Regions from separate parts of the Mus musculus genome. Here region 1 is linked to region 2. The links are chromatin loops, found by intact Hi-C in ENCODE. Cell type or tissue: gastrocnemius. All regions are shown on one strand. Links, peaks and the distances in the headings refer to the core of each region. The heading gives the core; the rest is flanking DNA. Region 1 overlaps Flvcr1 (feline leukemia virus subgroup C cellular receptor 1). Region 2 overlaps Tatdn3 (TatD DNase domain containing 3).

Region 1 (8,653 bases), core at 144-8,143, 46 kb after region 2:
CCTTTCTTACTTTCATTTTAAAAAAAAAAGATTTATTTATTCATTTAATGTATGTGAGTACACTGTCACTCTCTTCAGACACCCCAGAAAAGGGCATTGGATCCCATTACAGATGGCTGTGAGCCACCATGTGGTTGCTGGGAATTGAACTCAGGACCTCTGGAAGAGCAGTCATCTCTCCAGCCCCTTCTTTCACTGTATTATAGCTGTTGTTGTCATTGTTGCTGTTGTTTAAAATAGAATGCCTTCAATAAATCACCCTTCCCAAAGACCCAGCTCTAGCCCATGTAATGAGTCTTCCTATTATGTGCTTAATTTTATGATTATTTTAGTTAGCTGTTTTACTGTATGGAAAGATGAGCTATCGTTTGAACTAGAGATATCTGCTTATCTCCTGCACATTATCTTAGGGAGAAGAGGTGAATGCTGGGAGGATCGGGCTGACACTGGTGGTAGCTGGAATGGTGGGCTCTATTCTCTGTGGCTTATGGCTGGACTATACCAAAACCTACAAGTAAGTGACAGTAGGTATATGCATAGCATGCAAATAAAGATATATCGATTTTAAGGAGAGAGGTTTCACTAGGTAACTCAGCTGGCCTGGAGCTCAGGCACCATTCGGCCTCTGCTGCCCAACTGCCAGGATTACAGCAGGTACCGCTGTGTCTGAGTAATGCTTGCAATGATCTGCCTTACTGGTCATATTCACTTCACCCCTGAAAATGTGAAGACCTTACAAACCTTCTACCCCTACCTCTGCCTGTGTAGGTTGTTTCTATCTAGAAAGAGGCTTCCCTGCACAGCACCAGGCTCCTGACAGGCTTCATCTTGTCTTCTTTATGTTGTGGACTAAAAAAAAGAATTATTTGTATGGAAAAAAATTATTGTTGAGCTAGATACATTATCTACAGATGACAAGACTGGTTTGTCTTTCTGAGGAGAGAGTGGTAGCTAGCTGCATTATTCTCTGCAGAGGGACCCACTCACAGCTCTGTCTTTGTTTTAGGCAGACAACTCTGATAGTGTACGTTCTGTCTTTCATTGGAATGCTCATATTCACATTCACACTGAACCTCGGGTACATCATCGTGGTGTTTTTTACTGGTGGGATTCTTGGGTAAGTGTCAGGTGATATACCCTGCTTCTGTGACTCTGAAGGAGTGTTTAAAAGGCCCTCCAAAGATCCTTTTGATGTTTTAGACTCTAAGAGTTCCATTATTACATGTATAAAAGTGTTGTTCCTCAGAACTATAACAAGAAAGCTTACGCTCATTTTGGTATGTGGTTGGTGAAAACAGATGAGCTTGCCTGTACAGGTGGCTGCCCCTCTCATATGCCGCCTGTCTTGTGCTCTCTTAGCTTCTTCATGACTGGTTACCTCCCGCTGGGCTTTGAGTTTGCTGTGGAGATCACCTACCCTGAGTCTGAGGGCATGTCCTCAGGGCTCCTCAACACTGCTGCACAGGTAATCCTTTGCTTCCTCCAAACAGTTAACCAGGTAGCAATCACCAGCACTTGATAGGTAGAGGCCCGAGGACCAAGAGTTCAAGGCCAGTCTCAGCTATATAGTGTGCCTGAGGCCAGCCTGGGCTACATGAGACTGTCTCAAAAAAACAAAACAGGGCTGGTGAGATGGCTCAGTGGGTAAGAGCACCCGACTGCTCTTCCAAAGGTCAGGAGTTCAAATCCCAGCAACCACATGGTGGCTCACAACCATCCCTAACGAGGTCTGACTCCCTCTTCTGGAGTGTCTGAGGACAGCTACAGTGTACTTACATATAATAAATAAATAAATTTAAAAAAAAAAAAACAAAAAAAAAAAAAACAAAACAAACAAAACCACAAAACCCAAGGTGATTAATATGTGGTCAGTGAGCAGTGAGCTTGACCTGACTTTGTGGTTTAATAATCCTGCCACTCAGCCGTTGTTTCTAGAAGCCAGATCATGAGTCCATTAAGGAGGGTTCTTGCTGCAGACGGACCTCAGTCAGGTCCTCGATCTGCAGGAACACTCAGGGTTCCAGTTACAGGCGAGCAAGGAGTTGGCGCGGATGACAGACAGACACCGACACAGAAAGGATGTGTATCTGAATGTAATTTTTCTAAGCAAGCACAAGACTTTTAATACAGAAGAAAAACAAGAAAGCTAGGGAATATCCGCCAAGGTACATAGACACAAAACAAGGAAAATGCATACATAAAAAGCTAAGGGGATACAGGCAGTGTTTACAACTGAGAATAGGAACAACCCTTAATTTAAGATCAGCTAAACACAGGAGCCAGGTGAATGCTCTGATGCAATGCTAGTCTATTGTTAAACCCACCATCAGGGGTCCTTTAGTAAATACCTGATTATGCTACTCCTCTGGGCCTAGTGGAAAAACATGCACCAGGGGAATTCTGCTCTACTAACCCTTTCATGAATGATACTACAACCCACCTATTTCCTAGGCCATTGTGTATTCCTGTGTATAGGAGTGACTTGGCAATTGTTGTAAGTAGTTACTATGTAACTAGCCCTTAGATTTCTAGCTCTATTCAAGTACTTTGTAATGCCTGATTACTTTCACTGTTTCTACTAGAGGTAAATTTGAATGTTACTGAATAGGTAACATTGTTACTGAATTCCAAGCTCAGTACTTGGCTCAAGGACTTCCTAGGACCTTGGAACACTGGTGGAGACTAATCTAACTTAGCTATATGTCAAAATCAATCCTTAAAGGCACTTATAATAAAACAATACTGAAAGAGAGCAGACAGATCCATACACCAGACTAACACGGGGACAGGTTTGGTGCATACGTGCTATGGGAATGCCAAGGTCCCAGGAGGCTAAGTTTCCGTGAACTTTTCGCCTCGGGACTGCGTCCAGTTTCTAGACCTGTCATTCGAGTCACTAGTGGAGTGGATGTAGCAGGTTCTGTGGGGAAAGTGTACTTGCTTTAAAACAGCAAACTCAATAACAATTATTTCATATCTTTTATTTTAGATACTTGGAATTTTCTTCACATTGGCTCAAGGAAAGATCACAACAGACTATAATAGTCCAGAGGCAGGAAACATTTTCCTTTGTGCCTGGATGTTTGTAGGCATAATTTTAACAGGTAAGTGCTGAGTGTGTGTGCCATGTTGTCTGTATTCAGGTTTGTGCATTGCTGCTTCTTGGCTTTGTGAACTCTGAGGTTAAAAATTAGATAAGAAGGCTGGGCATAGCCGGGGGTGGTGGCCCACACTTTTAATCCCAGCACTCGGGAGGCAGAGGCAGGCGGATTTCTGAGTTCAAGGCCAGCCTGGTCTACAAAGTGAGTTTCAGGACAGCCAGGGCTACACAGAGAAACCTTGTCTCGAAAAACCAAAAAAAAAAAAAAGGCTGGGCATGATGGCGCACGCCTTTCATCACAGCACTTAGGAGGCAAAGACAGGTGGATCTCTGTATCTCTGTGACTTTTGAGGCCAGCCTGGTCTACAGAGTGAGTTCCGGGACAGCAAGGGCATCGGATCCCTGTCTTGAAAAGCAAATAAACAAAAGGAGATAAGAATCAGGACTCAGTTTCCTCAGGATGTGAGTCTATCCTTTCATTTTGGTGGCTCCAAACTTAATACCATTGCTATGCATAAAAGGCAAAACTGGGGCTAGATAGATGGAGCCCTGGACCCAGGTTCAATTTCCAGCTCCCAAATAGCTCACAGCCCTCTAGTTCCAGAGGATCTGATGCCCTCTTCTGGCCTCCTCTGGCACTGCACAAACATACATGCAGGTCACACACCCATACACATAAAATAAAAAGAAATAAATCTTTTTGAAAAGCTTTTTAAAAATCATATAAATTATTTATCACATCTGTGTATATGTGTCTCATCACCGTCCGCTTGGACATACGAGCGTCTTAGATCTCCCCGCCCAGTGTTGTGTTCTCATTGTACATAGTACATATCTCTTGACTTTTCTATGTCAGTTAACTAGTGCTCTCATCCATTCAGCTGCCGGCTGAGGAGATTCTGAAGTCCTCCATTTTCCCTCTGATTACTTCATCCCCATTACTCACAGCCCGTATCTGTCAGCTGATGGGAGACTTGTAGTTAAGTCAGAGGCTGAGGTCTTCTCTCAGCTGCGATAGTGCTGTTGAATATCACGGCATTATGTACCTTGTGTTAAATGTTATCAGGTAAAAGAAGAGGGTATCCGCTTATACTAACTCTCGGTAATTCTGTTTTAGCGTTGATCAAGTCTGATCTGAGAAGGCACAATATAAACACCGGGCTTACAAACATTGACGTTAAAGCTGTAAGTAAGATACTTTTATGGCTGTACTCTGAGTAGATGGGATAAATGGGAAAGCATTCTTGTTTAATCAGTAACATTTATAGCCAGTCAACAATGGACGGTGAGGTAGCGAAATTCGGGTGTGCTGCATCTCCTGAGTGTCAGTTGTTTTTTTCAGGTACCAGTTGATAGTCGGGTAGATCCAAAACCCAAAGTGATGGTGTCTATACAGTCGGAATCTTCACTCTGAAGAAGCCGGTGTGGCTGCCCCTCAACATGGGCATGTGGCTTCGTCTTTGGGCAGCTGTGTGAGGTGTGAGGCACTTGAAAATTATTGGATGAGTTCTGAATATTTTGTTTTGTGTTAATCAGCGATTGTGCTTACAATGTCCTCGTGTTAGCACTCCCATTCATGTAAACCTGTCTAGTCTCAGTTGTGTAGTGTGTACCTGAAAGTAACATTATTGACATTTTTTTTCAGGATGCTTTGTTTTTTTATGGGTGTCTAGTTCCTGTAAGACATATAAGAGTGTGCAATTCACACATAAACACATCTGGTACATTCCCAGTCAGTTGTCACCTGACTGTACTGACCATGTCAGGGTCACGGTTAGAGTCACAGTGTGAATGCAGAGTCCCATGAGAAGCACTGACCCACTCGGACAGGGCTGGGGTTAGATTCCCATCTCTTACACACCTGTGTATTGTGACATGTTCTGTCCCACAAAAACAAACAAACAAACAAACAAACCAACAAAATGGTTTTATGCACAGATTAAGTCCATTATACTCTGGTTAGCTAGGTAGCTGAGACACACACAGATCATCTGAGATCTTCTTTGTGCTGCCTTCATACAGGTAAACATTAATGTACTACAACTTGTAGTAGTTTTATGCCCTTTGTCCATTTTCACTCTCTTAAAAGAAACTTTCATCATCTGTGTTACGGGCTAGCTCGTGATTTCTTACATCACATCTAATTTTGCCTCGAAGATGCCCAAGATAAGGAAGTCTGTGATAACTTCAGAGAGCCCATGTGTCTCCATTCTGTGGAGAGTCCTTGAAATACTAGCTGCTGTCTTTCCAGGATCATTCCTCTGTCTGACCACTGTTTTTAAGGACTACCAGCCCTTGCACATGTCCTGTGAACGCTGGGAGCAGGTTCTGCTGCACCACACCGTGTGTGTAGTCAGTACTCTGTGGACACTATCTCGTACACACTCAGGACAAGGCGAGTGGGACCAAGTGTATTTTCACAGTGCCTACCACTGTGTCTTGTTTACAGTGAGAATTAAATGTCTTTGATGTTTTGACTCTTAAGCTTACATTCATGACATTTGATCAATCATAATATTTACATAGTGTGATTTTGAAAATTTTACAAAAAATTTACATAATATAAAATGCACACAGAAAAAGTAATCATGTAATGAATATGGTTGAAGCAAATGCAACTTTGATTTAGGCAAAATATGCATTGACTTATCTTGATATTATATTCTGTTTCATCAGATTACTATAAATTATGTGGAACTTGACATTGGAAAAATGTACTGAAAGAACTTAGTATCACTCAGGATCAGGAATTCTGGTTTTGTGTCCTGGGCATGTTCTGCCTTGGTAACTCTGGACACATCATTTACCCTCTCCGGCAACATTTTCCTGATCCATGAAATAATGCATTCACACTGATCTAAATGATCTTTTTAAAATATTGTCATTCATCACGAAGTAGGCCAAATCATGGTACCACAGGAATTTAGAAATCTAACTGCAATCTGGGCAGTGGTGGAACACACCTACACCCTGTCTTGAAAAACCAAAAAGGAGGAAGGAAGGAGGAAGGAAGTAATCTAGTTCGAGTAAACAATTGTGATTGGTTATGTAGAGGCAGAGAACTTCAGCTCTGTTTTTAACTCCTTAGTCAGTCTGTAATAGTTCAGGTAGAATCTGTATCATCAGCAACTTCTTTTAGTTTTTCTGTCACAGGTTACAAATGACCAAAAATGCACTGTCTCCCCCAGCTGTTTCTGTTTCTAAATTGACAGTGTTGTTTACAAGACCATATACATGTTACTTCCTGAAGCTTTGAACAAATTACAGATAAAAGTTGGAATACTTAATGTCTGAAAAGTATATTCTTGTTTTGTTTTTTATTGTTTAGAAAAGGGATAAAGTCTGACGTAATAATGCAAAATGAATCGATGATGTTCTCAGTATTTTAAGTGGATGTATGGGTAATACATCAGATAAGAATTTGATAAAATTCTATGTCATGGGTATAGAAGTAGTAATTATCATCACCTGTGTCTGCCTTCATCAGATGGTTTCAGAAGCTGTTGCATCTGTAAATGTTGTGACATAGCTTTTGTCTATTGAGATTGTTGGAGTAATATCTTTGAAAATGTTTATGTTAGCAACTGGAATGGCACCTATGTCTAATGTCTTCATTCCTGTTCTTATTTTGCTACTTTTATAATTTCTCTATGTGCCTGTTCTTCATTATTTCATACTTAAAATAAATTTATTTTTTTAGTGCTAATTTTATATGTCCTTTAAAAACAAATCCTGGTGTCTGATATGTGTGGGAAGTTAGAAAGCGATCATATGGTCTTAGAGACAGCCATAGAAGAATGGAGCCCACTGTCATCAGTACTCAATAGAAAATAAATGTAAAATAATGTAAGAGTAAGCTGGGAAAGGGGCTCAGCAGTTAGGAGTGTGCACTGCTCCTGTAGAAGACCTGAGTTTTGTTCCTAATATCCACATCAGGCGTGGTCACAACTGTCCCAGGGATCCACCACACTCTTGTGGCCTCCCTGGGCAACTGTACTCATGTACACGCCCGCACACGTGTGTATGATTTAAAACAAACAAACAAAAAACTTTAAAAAAGAGATTTGCAGAGGGCGATGTCAGCATGGCAGTGGAGACTTGACCTCGGAAGCACTGTTTCTCAAGACTCTTCATAGATTGCGCTTTTGTTGGAGGTCCAGTGAAGAGGTTTCAGCATAGTTCCAGCAGAAACCCCGTGAAAGGCAGGTTAAGTTCACGTTGTTAACCCCATCCTCCCACCACAGTGGCACAGCACAGTGGCAAGAAAGAATTCATCAGGAAGCACAGAGCAAACACTCCATCAGCTCTGTAGATGCTGTCTAACTGGCCCATTTCTGGCTTAGTCCAGCCAGACTATTGAGGTGATTGGTAGAGCTGAATGTCAGAGAAGGCCAGAAGCAGGAAAGGAAGACCAGGGAGACTCTCGGCTCCATCGGGAAGCCACTTGGGATTCCTTGCCTGTGGACCATGGACACCTCAATATTCTGTGTACCATATACTTGATCAAGCTGGTTTTCCAGGTACATCCACAAGTCCACATAGATAGAGTCAACTGAGCAGCATTAGAAGGTGCCCGAACTAGAGAAAGCAAACAGGAAGTGGCCTGGCTTTTCAGGATGGAGAGAAGACAAAAGGGAACAAGATAGGTAAGGGCAGGTAAGTCCACAGCGAATGTCTGAGCCTTAAAATCCCTAGCCAGGCTGAACTTTGTCGTTTATGCATTTCTCTCCTAAACCGTTGTCAGTAAAGCCTGCAGGGGGGCCAGAGGCATGGCTCAGTGAGTGTCTTAGTTAGGGTTTTACTGCTGTGAATAGACAGCATGACCAAGGCAGCTTTTATAAGGACAACATTTAATTGAGGGTGGCTTACAGGTTCAGAGACTCAGTCCAGTATCATCAGGGTGGGAGCAGAGCAGTATCTGGACATGCTTGGTACAGGCAGAGCTGAGAGTTCTACATCTTCATCTGAAGGCTGCTAGTGGAGGAAGACTGACTTCCAGGCAGCTAGGATGAGGGTCTTAAGCTCACACCCACAGTGACACACCTACTCTAACAAGGCCATACCTTCTAATAGTGCCACTCCCTAGCCCAAGCACATACAAAGCCTCACAGTGGGTAAGGTGCTTCAGGCCTGGCAACCTGAGGCGAATCCCCAGGACCCATGGGGTCAGAGGAGAGAACTGACACACTCAAGATGTCTTCTGACTACCATGCATGATCTGTAGCATATGCGTGCATGAGCCAGCAGCACGTGTACACACACACACACACACCCCAAATTAAAAAAATAAACTAGTGGGGCCTGGTGGTCCATACCTCAGAGGCAGATGGATCTCTGAGTTTGAGGCCAGCCTGAATTGAATTCCAGGAAAACCTGGGCTGTTACATAGAAAAACCCTATCTTGGAAGAAACAAAAAACCAAAAAAACCAAAAACAAGCCTTAAAAACTTTTTAAGCTATAAAAGGTGTGGTTTCTTATAAATTTGCAGCAGTGGAAATCTTGAAAGAATAAAAATTAAGTTGGGTGTGATAGTTCATGCCTGTCTCCCAGCA
Region 2 (8,653 bases), core at 317-8,316:
TGTGAGTTTGAGACCAGTCTGGTCTACAAACTTCATTCCAAGCCAAATAGGGCTACATAGTAAGACTTTTGTCTCAAAAGAAATTTTAAAAAAGGAGGGAGGAGGAGGAAGAAAATCATGTCAGCCCTAAAGGCAGGGCGTTTCCTTCCTGTTCTTTAGGGACACTGTGGTCTCCGGACCTAAGGTTGTTTTCTTAACTTTCTACATTTGTAGGTATAATGGATTCGTCCTGCCATGTCTGGGAGTTCACCCAGTTCAAGAGCTTTCACCAGAAAAACCAAGAAGCGTGACATTAAAGGTAAACATCCTATAGAATAAGAGGCCTAACCAGTGCAACTGGCTCTGTCATCACTCCACAGTGCTTTCTAAGTTCTCGTCCTGGGCTGTGGAGATGGGAGGGCTGGGGGCTGGGCCTAGGCCCTCAGCCATGCCAGGCGAACATTCTGCCACTCACTGAATCGTCCAAGCTGGCCTTCAACTCATGCTCAGGCAGGGCTTGAACTCATGATCCTCCCATTTCCACTTCCGCAGTTGTTAGAATGGCAGCCTGTGCCACTAAAACCCAGCTTCTGGTTTGTATTCTTAGTTAATGACCGGAAACAAAGAAACGGGGCCTTCGATCAGGCTGAGCTTGTATGACAAGGAATGATATGGTGGAATTTTGGTTTTGCTCCCTCCATATATTTTAACCATGTCATACTGCTTTATCCACCACCCCCTACCCCCAAAGTGATGGGAGGGCTGGGGAGGTGCTCTGTCGACAGAGTGCTTGCTGCGCAAGTGTGAGGCCCTGAGTGTGGTCGTAGACCACATGTAAGATAACCATGGGTGTTGGCGCACACTACTAATCTCAGAGCTGTGGAGGTGGTGACAGGAGGGTCCTCAGAGCTCACTGGCCAGTCACCCTATAAGCCGCAGGTCCCAGTGGGAGACCTTGTCTCAAAGTGAGATTGCTTTAGCTAAGAATCACAGAGAGAGAGATGGGCTCGGTGGAAGAGTGCTTGCCTACCATATCCTAGGTTAAATCCCCAGTTAAAACATTAAAAGTCCAGAGGCCAGGGAGATGGCTCAGTGGTTAAGAATTCATACGACTTTTGCAGGGGACTCAAGTTCGATTCCCACCACCCTCCACCTGCAAGTCCACCTCCAGGAGACCCAGTGCCTCTGGCCTCTGAGGGCACCTGCATACACACAATTTAAAATAATAAAGACAAGTTTTTAAAACATATGAATGCATTGGTATGCATTAAATAAGTAATGTGACTCAGATTATAGTGTCAGTTTCTGTTTATCACCTGACTTGGCAGAAAACTCTAGTTCTTTCATCAGATGTTTGAATGGCCTCCCCACAAGTTTTGTTTATTCTCTCATAACTAGAACACACTCTGGGAGGTGCAAGTCTCTGCATCCAATCTTCATCCTTAACTTCCAGCCCCTTTCTGACTCACACTCTGTACTCGAGCTATTGCTCCCTCTTGTGGGTAAGAGGCCTTGTCTGATAACTTCCTCAGCTGTTGCCAGACAGCTTCTCCACTGGGGCTCCTACACCTGCAGCTCCTGGGCCAGTGTGAATTGTCCGTAAGTCTTCTGTATTTCTCTAAGGACTTCCGTTACTTCCCCCTCAGCCTTGCCTCCCTCTCTCCATAAACATTAATCTCCTTTTCCTCTCTCATCTGGTTCCCTCCTTTCCGTGGTTCTCTCTTATTCTGATTTTCTTCCATGGAAGAACTTTACAGTTTATGTATTCTGAAAATAATCCACCAAATGGTTTAAAATATTCCACAGGGAGCAGAGGAGATGGCTCAGTGGTAGGCACGCACCACCCTTGTGGGGTTCAAAGGTTGGACTCCCAACACCCACATCAGGGTGACAACTACCTGAGATACCTAGTTGTGCTGCCCTCTGACCTCCTCAGGCACCTTCACACGCATGACACATGGAACTCACTGAAGCACACATATCATATACACATACAATAAACAATGTAGCCCTGGATGTCCTGGAACTCACTCTGTAGACCAGGCTGGCCTTGAACTCAAAAAGATCTGCCTACCTCTGCCTCCTGAGTACTGGGATTAAAGGCCACCACTACCCAGCTAACAATAAACAAATCTTTAACATCTTATCTACAAGCAATTTCTAAATCTTCACCTTAGAAAGACACCACAGGCCAAATTCTCTTAAATGCATAAGGTAATATCACTTAAACTAGCAGCCCACCACTACGGCAGTTCCCAGATGAGCTCATATGTGAAATGCATTGCTTATATTGTTGAACTCTTATGAAGATCGACCAAGCAGGATCATGAAGACAAATCAAGGCAAAGAGAACAAAGGGGAAATGGGTCTGCTGCTATTGTAAACTGACAAACCGATGCCAAGGAGGAGACAGTCATGTGCATGACAGCCACGGAACTCCAGATCAGACCTTTGAGGACATGTCTCCTCCTAAGCAGAGGGGCCTGTGGAAGTGGGATCCTCACAGCCCGGTAACCAGAACTCAGAACTCGTGTGGATGTTCCTTCTGAGATGTCTAGTTAGAGCTGCCGGTTTGATGGAGGAGATAATTCCTACAGACAGGTTGGGTAGAAGATTCAGGTGTGTGAGGTGCCAGTATGGCGTAGGGCCTTGCCTATGCCAGCCGAGGAGCCAGCATTCCCACTCGGCATTTACAAATTCACATTTTATTTTCCTTGCAGGATTTGGATGTAGCTTTGCCTATTATTGAGAAGTACAAGGATCGCTTGTTGGCAATCGGAGAGGTAAACCCATTTGATGATCACATGACGTCTAATTCAGACCTCCATGGGACATGTGTAATAGTCCTTAGTTCAGCACTAGTGATTATAACGGACTTGAATTGTTATGTTCACCACTGCGTTCAGCCTGCTAATAACTTGATACTTGTGTGGTAAGCAAGACCACCTGGGAATGGAGTAATAGAAAGCGCTCCTCTAGGCTTGCTTTAATGGTGATGGAATGCATTTTCTATTTACAACGATGATATAGTAATACTTCCAAAAACGCAGCTTTTGCTTAAGTGTGGCCATTGCTCTGAGAAACTAAGACACCCTGTAGAGGGAGGGCCATGAAATGGTTCAGCAGAAAGCACTTGCTACCAAGCCTGCTCTACACAGCGGGAAGGAAGAACTGACTCCTGAATGTTGTCCTCTGTCTTGCATGTGTGCACTATGGCCTCCATGTGTAACCCTCCACCTAGTAAATGTAGTTTTTAAAATTGAAAAAAAAAAACCCAACTTCATAAGTAACATAAAGGCATACTTTAGTCTTGAGTGTGTGATTAAAGACCTTGTCACTTGAATTATTAATAATGCTAGAGAACTTTATCACAGTAGAAAAGTACCTCTTCCTATTAAACATAAAAGATAAGAAGATGCATTGTGACTGGAGTGCATAGAGTACCCACCAGGTAGCAGCAGTGAGAGTGGTCTTCTGTAATCTGCATTGCTCTCAGTGCAGTGAGCCCGCCTGACTTCTGAATGCATGCAGGGCTGCTACACCAAGCTGAGATGCGTGGCATACACAGTGAATGTTAACACTGTAGAACCCCACAAGAGGAATGTAAAACAACTTAGACGTCAACTTCAACTATGTTATTGTGTTACTTTATCTACTTGGCTAACACTCTGACGTGGCTGCTGTGTAATGATGTCTGAGGTCGGTGTGCTGACTCATGGTCTCTTTGGGCTCATGGCACAAGACATGTGATTCTCCTTTGTCTTCCTGTTGCAGGTGGGGCTAGACTTCACCCCCAGATATGCAGGCACTGATGAGGAGAAGGAAGAACAAAGACAAGTCCTAATCAGACAAGTGCAACTGGCCAAAAGGCTAAATGTGCCTCTGTGGGTGAACTATCTTTCTACTCATAACTACACAGCAAATTCCTTAGCAGTTGGTCCTCTTGAAATGAGTTCTCTCTCTCTTTTTCTCTCGGTTATTTTTTAAAATTCATTCTTTCTGAGTGTGTGTGTGTTTGCCTGCATGCGTGTCTGTGGACTATGTTTGTGTAATGCCTGTGGGAGCCAGGAGAGGTCGTGGTACCCCCTGGAACTGGAGTTAAAGTTGTTAACCAGCTGCTGCCATGTGGGTGCCAGGGACAAGCCCGATCCTTGGTGGCAAGAGTAGCTGACTCATCTCTCTGACCTCTTGAATTATTTTAATACAACAAAGGAATTTTGCTGTTGTTAAACAGAAATGTGCACTCACGCTCAGCTGGAAGACCCACCATCAGCCTCTTACGTGAACAAGGTACTTATACTTCTATCCCTAACGCTCCAGTGGAGGGCCTAAGGAGCAAGTGTGTCTCCCTTTGATCCCTGAAAGACAAGGGCTGCATGGAGAGTGGAGGAGAGCCCACCAGGATGAGCTTGTGGGCCAGGCTAGCACTTACAAGGTCGTTTTGTGCAATTATGTGTCCGTCCGGCTTGACTGGAGCAAATGAAAATTTGAAGTTTCAATTTCTATTTATCTTTTAAGATTTATTTATTCATTTTAATTTTGTGTATTTGAGTGTTTTGCCTGCATATATGCACATTTACTGCATCTGTGCCAGGTGTCCTAAGAGGCCCAAATAGGGCATCAGGCCCTCTGTAACTAGAGTTATAGACAGCTGTGAGCTGCCATGTGGGTTCTGGGAACTCAACCAGGTCCTCTGCAAGAGCAGCGGGTACTTTTAACGCACAGCCATCTCTCCAGCCCCTGGCTCCAACAAGGGAAAATAAGGCAAGAAGGACTCATTGCTCGTGGTCGGCTTGTTCTCTGTCTGTTGCTTTGGGGCCAGATAGTAGAGGGGCTTGCCCACAAACCTGATGACCAGAGTTCAGTACCCAGATCTCTGGGGAGGTGTCCTCTGACCTCTACTGTGGCACATAGTACTTGTACAAACACATATATACCATGAGTTAATATATGAAAATGATAACTAAATAACAAAGCAGCATTACTGTGCAGATGTGGCCATCGTGTGCAAAGAGCATGCTCACTTGCTCTGGTTTCTCTAACCGGAACACAGTTCTTTTCCAAAGGTTAAAGTGCAATCACCAATAAGAAATGCACCTTATTTTTAGACTCCTATATGCATTAAAAAGTCCTATCAGATGTATAAGATGCAGTACATGTACATGTACAGGTGTGTTAGTCTACAGTTGTGTGTATACAAAACCCCACATTGTTTGGTTGTAGCCTACTAAATCAATTTTACAACAAAATTATGATCATCATGAATATTCACATGACTTGAAACTCAGATGGTGAAATAATGGAACTCCCTGCAGTTAGAGGTGTGGCAGTGATAGGTTTGTCAGTGCTGAGCCCTCTCCCTGCAGTTAGAGGTGTGGCAGTGATGGGTTTGTCAGCGCTGAGCCCTCTGGAGTCACTGAACACTTGATTTATGGCGGCTGAACAACTACCATGTAAGAGCTGGAGTTAGTGTGAAAGATGAACCTCAGTGGTGAGGGATGGCCCCAGTATGGGGAAGGGCCTGGGTTTGGTCCTCAGTCACACACACACACACACACACACACACATACAAGGCAAGGGGGCGGAGATTAGGGGTTGGTTTTATGAGCCTCGGCCTGTTTAATTTGTGAATCCTTTTTTTTTCTCTACTAGCATTTCCTTAGGAAAATTGAAGGGTTTGCCTGAAACCCTTTTCTTACCATTCTTAGGAATGGTACTTTGACAGCTGACAGACATGAAAAAGACCTAGTGGTAGAGATAGTTTAGATGATTGCTTTAAAAACTGCATTTCAATGTTATTCAACTACTTGTTTGTTTGTTTGTTTGTTTGAGACAGAGTTTCTCTGTGTAGCCCTGGCTGTCCTGGAACTCGCTCTGTAGACCAGGCTGGCCTCGAACTCAGAAATCCGCCTGCCTCTGCCTCCCAAGTGCTGGGATTAAAGGCGTGTGCCACCACGCCTGGCGTTATTCAACTATTTTATTCTGAAGATTAAAAAACTTATTTTTCTCCTGGCTGAACATTAACTGTTTATTGAAACTTTAGAAGCAATGGAATATGATCTTGGCATCATCATAAATATTTGCTTATAATTCAGATTTCTGTTTAATTAGACTAATGGGAAGCTCTTTGTTAGGAGACAAAATGGAACTGTGATTTGTGTTTGATTTGAGAGGTGCAAAACAGGTTCTGCTGCATGCATTTGACGGTCGGCCATCGGTAGCCATGGAAGGCGCCAGGGCCGGTTACTACTTCTCCATTCCCCCATCCATCGTACGAAGTGGACAGGTAAAGTCTTCGATTAAAACTTACCAGACACTCTGTATGGTGCAAATAACATATGCTGTGTGACAAACTTGTGATGCTATTCTAGTTACGTTTCAAAAGTTAAACTTGTCTCCACTCAAACATTTAAAAAGCTTAAAAGGGACCTGCGGCAGACTGGAGAGGTGGCACAGTGGACAGTACTACTCTTTTACTGGGCGAAGTGGCTCGTAGAGTTATAGCACAGTGTAGGATGTGTAAGTGCACACACAAGCACAGTATAGGATGTGTAAGTGCTGACAAGGAGCACAGTGTAGGATGTGTAAGCGTGCACACAGAGCACAGTGTAGGATGTGTAAGTGCACACACACAGCACAGTGTAGGATGTGTGTGCACACAGAGCACAGTGTAGGATGTGTAAGTGCTGACAAAGAGCACAGTGTAGGATGTGTAAGCGTGCACACAGAGCACAGTGTAGGATGTGTAAGTGCACACACACAGCATAGTGTAGGATGTGTGTGCACACAGAGCACAGTGTAGGATGTGTAAGTGCACACACAGAGCACAGTGTAGGATGTGTAAGTGCTGACACAGAGCACAGTGTAGAATGTGTAAGTGCACACACAGAGCACAGTGTAGGATGTGTAAGTGCTGACACAGAGCACAGTGTAGGATGTGTGTGCACACAGAGCACAGTGTAGGATGTGTGTGCACACAGAGCACAGTGTAGGATGTGTAAGTGCACACACCGAGCACAGTGTAGGATGTGTAAGTGCTGACACAGAGCACAGTGTAGGATGTGTGTGCACACAGAGCACAGTGTAGGATGTGTGTGCACACAGAGCACAGTGTAGGATGTGTAAGTGCACACACCGAGCACAGTGTAGGATGTGTAAGTGCTGACACAGAGCACAGTGTAGGATGTGTAAGTGCACACACAGAGCACAGTGTAGGATGTGTAAGTACTGACACAGCACAGTGTAGGATGTGTAAGTGCACACACAGAGCACAGTGTAGGATGTGTCACTGCACACACAGAACACAGTGTAGGATGTGTAAGTGCACACACAGAGCACAGTGTAGGATGTGTAAGTGCTGACACAGAGCACAGTGTAGGATGTGTAAGTGCACACACAGAGCACAGTGTAGGATGTGTAAGTGCACACACAGAGCACAGTGTAGGATGTGTAAGTGCACACACAGAGCACAGTGTAGGATGTGTAAGTGCTGACCAGCACAGTGTAGGATGTGTAAGTGCTGACACAGAGCACAGTGTAGGATGTGTAAGTGTACACACAGAGCACAATGTAGGATGTGTAAGTGCACACACAGAGAGCACAGTGTAGGATGTGTAAGTGCACACACACAGCACAGTGTAGGATGTGTCAGTGCACACACAGAACACAGTGTAGGATGTGTAAGTGCTGACACAGCACAGTATAGGATGTGTAAGTGTACACACAGAGCACAGTGTAGGATGTGTGTGCACACACAGAGCACAGTGTAGGATGTGTAAGTGCACACAGAGCACAGTGTAGGATGTGTAAGTGCACACACAGAGCACAGTGTAGGATGTGTAAGTACTGACACAGCACAGTGTAGGATGTGTAAGTGCACACACAGAGCACTGTGTAGGATGTGTGTGCACACAGAGCACAGTGTAGGATGTGTAAGTGCACACACAGAGCACAGTGTAGGATGTGTAAGTGTACACACAGAGCACAGTGTAGGATGTGTAAGTGCACACACAGAGAGCACAGTGTAGGATGTGTAAGTGCACACACACAGCACAGTGTAGGATGTGTCAGTGCACACACAGAACACAGTGTAGGATGTGTAAGTGCTGACACAGCACAGTGTAGGATGTGTAAGTGCTGACACAGAGCACAGTGTAGGATGTGTGTGCACACACAGAGCACAGTGTAGGATGTGTAAGTGCACACAGAGCACAGTGTAGGACGTGTAAGTGCACACACAGAGCACAGTGTAGGATGTGTAAGTGCACACAGAGCACAGTGTAGGATGTGTAAGTGCACACACAGAGCACAGTGTAGGATGTGTAAGTACTGACACAGCACAGTGTAGGATGTGTAAGTGCACACACAGAGCACTGTGTAGGATGTGTGTGCACACAGAGCACAGTGTAGGATGTGTAAGTGCACACACAGAGCACAGTGTAGGATGTGTAAGTGCACACACAGAGCACAGTGTAGGATGTGTAAGTGCACACACACAGCACAGTTTAAGGTGTGTGTGCACACACAGAGCACAGTATAGTATATGTAAGTGCAGACACAGGTCAGTGATAAAAACAGAAGCCTGGCTGCAAAGCCTACAAATGATTTTGTCTGTCTCTGGGAAGCAGGTGCTTCTCTGAAGAAAACAGCAGACAAGACAAGTTGAAAAGAAGCT

What was found. Peaks named below come from ENCODE experiments on the same cell type or tissue, not always from the same donor. Only the 100,000 strongest peaks of a DNase experiment are listed, where the experiment ranks them.
Region 1: a loop joins it to region 2, with 3 times the contacts of the local background. A loop is called at or near these places in 5 of 42 quality-filtered maps.

The regions. Positions count from the first base shown.
Region 1 is chr1:191,004,000-191,012,652 of GRCm38, reverse strand. Flvcr1 (feline leukemia virus subgroup C cellular receptor 1) reads left to right here. Exons shown (of 10, transcript NM_001081259.1): 5 at 411-514; 6 at 1,007-1,117; 7 at 1,360-1,465; 8 at 2,990-3,104; 9 at 4,218-4,285; 10 at 4,443-6,821. The coding sequence ends at 4,514. Among named protein-coding and RNA genes, the nearest start is that of Gm31373, 16 kb to the right of the region's middle. In gastrocnemius, for the core only: a CTCF peak has its summit at 3,717 (motif pointing left); no DNase peak of the experiment used is centred there.
Region 2 is chr1:191,050,472-191,059,124 of GRCm38, reverse strand. Tatdn3 (TatD DNase domain containing 3) reads left to right here. Exons shown (of 10, transcript NM_001357166.1): 4 at 214-298; 5 at 2,700-2,762; 6 at 3,754-3,863; 7 at 4,214-4,269; 8 at 6,153-6,265. Among named protein-coding and RNA genes, the nearest start is that of Tatdn3, 8.1 kb to the left of the region's middle. In gastrocnemius, for the core only: a CTCF peak has its summit at 4,049; a DNase peak (open chromatin) is centred at 4,075; H3K27ac peaks cover 681 bases.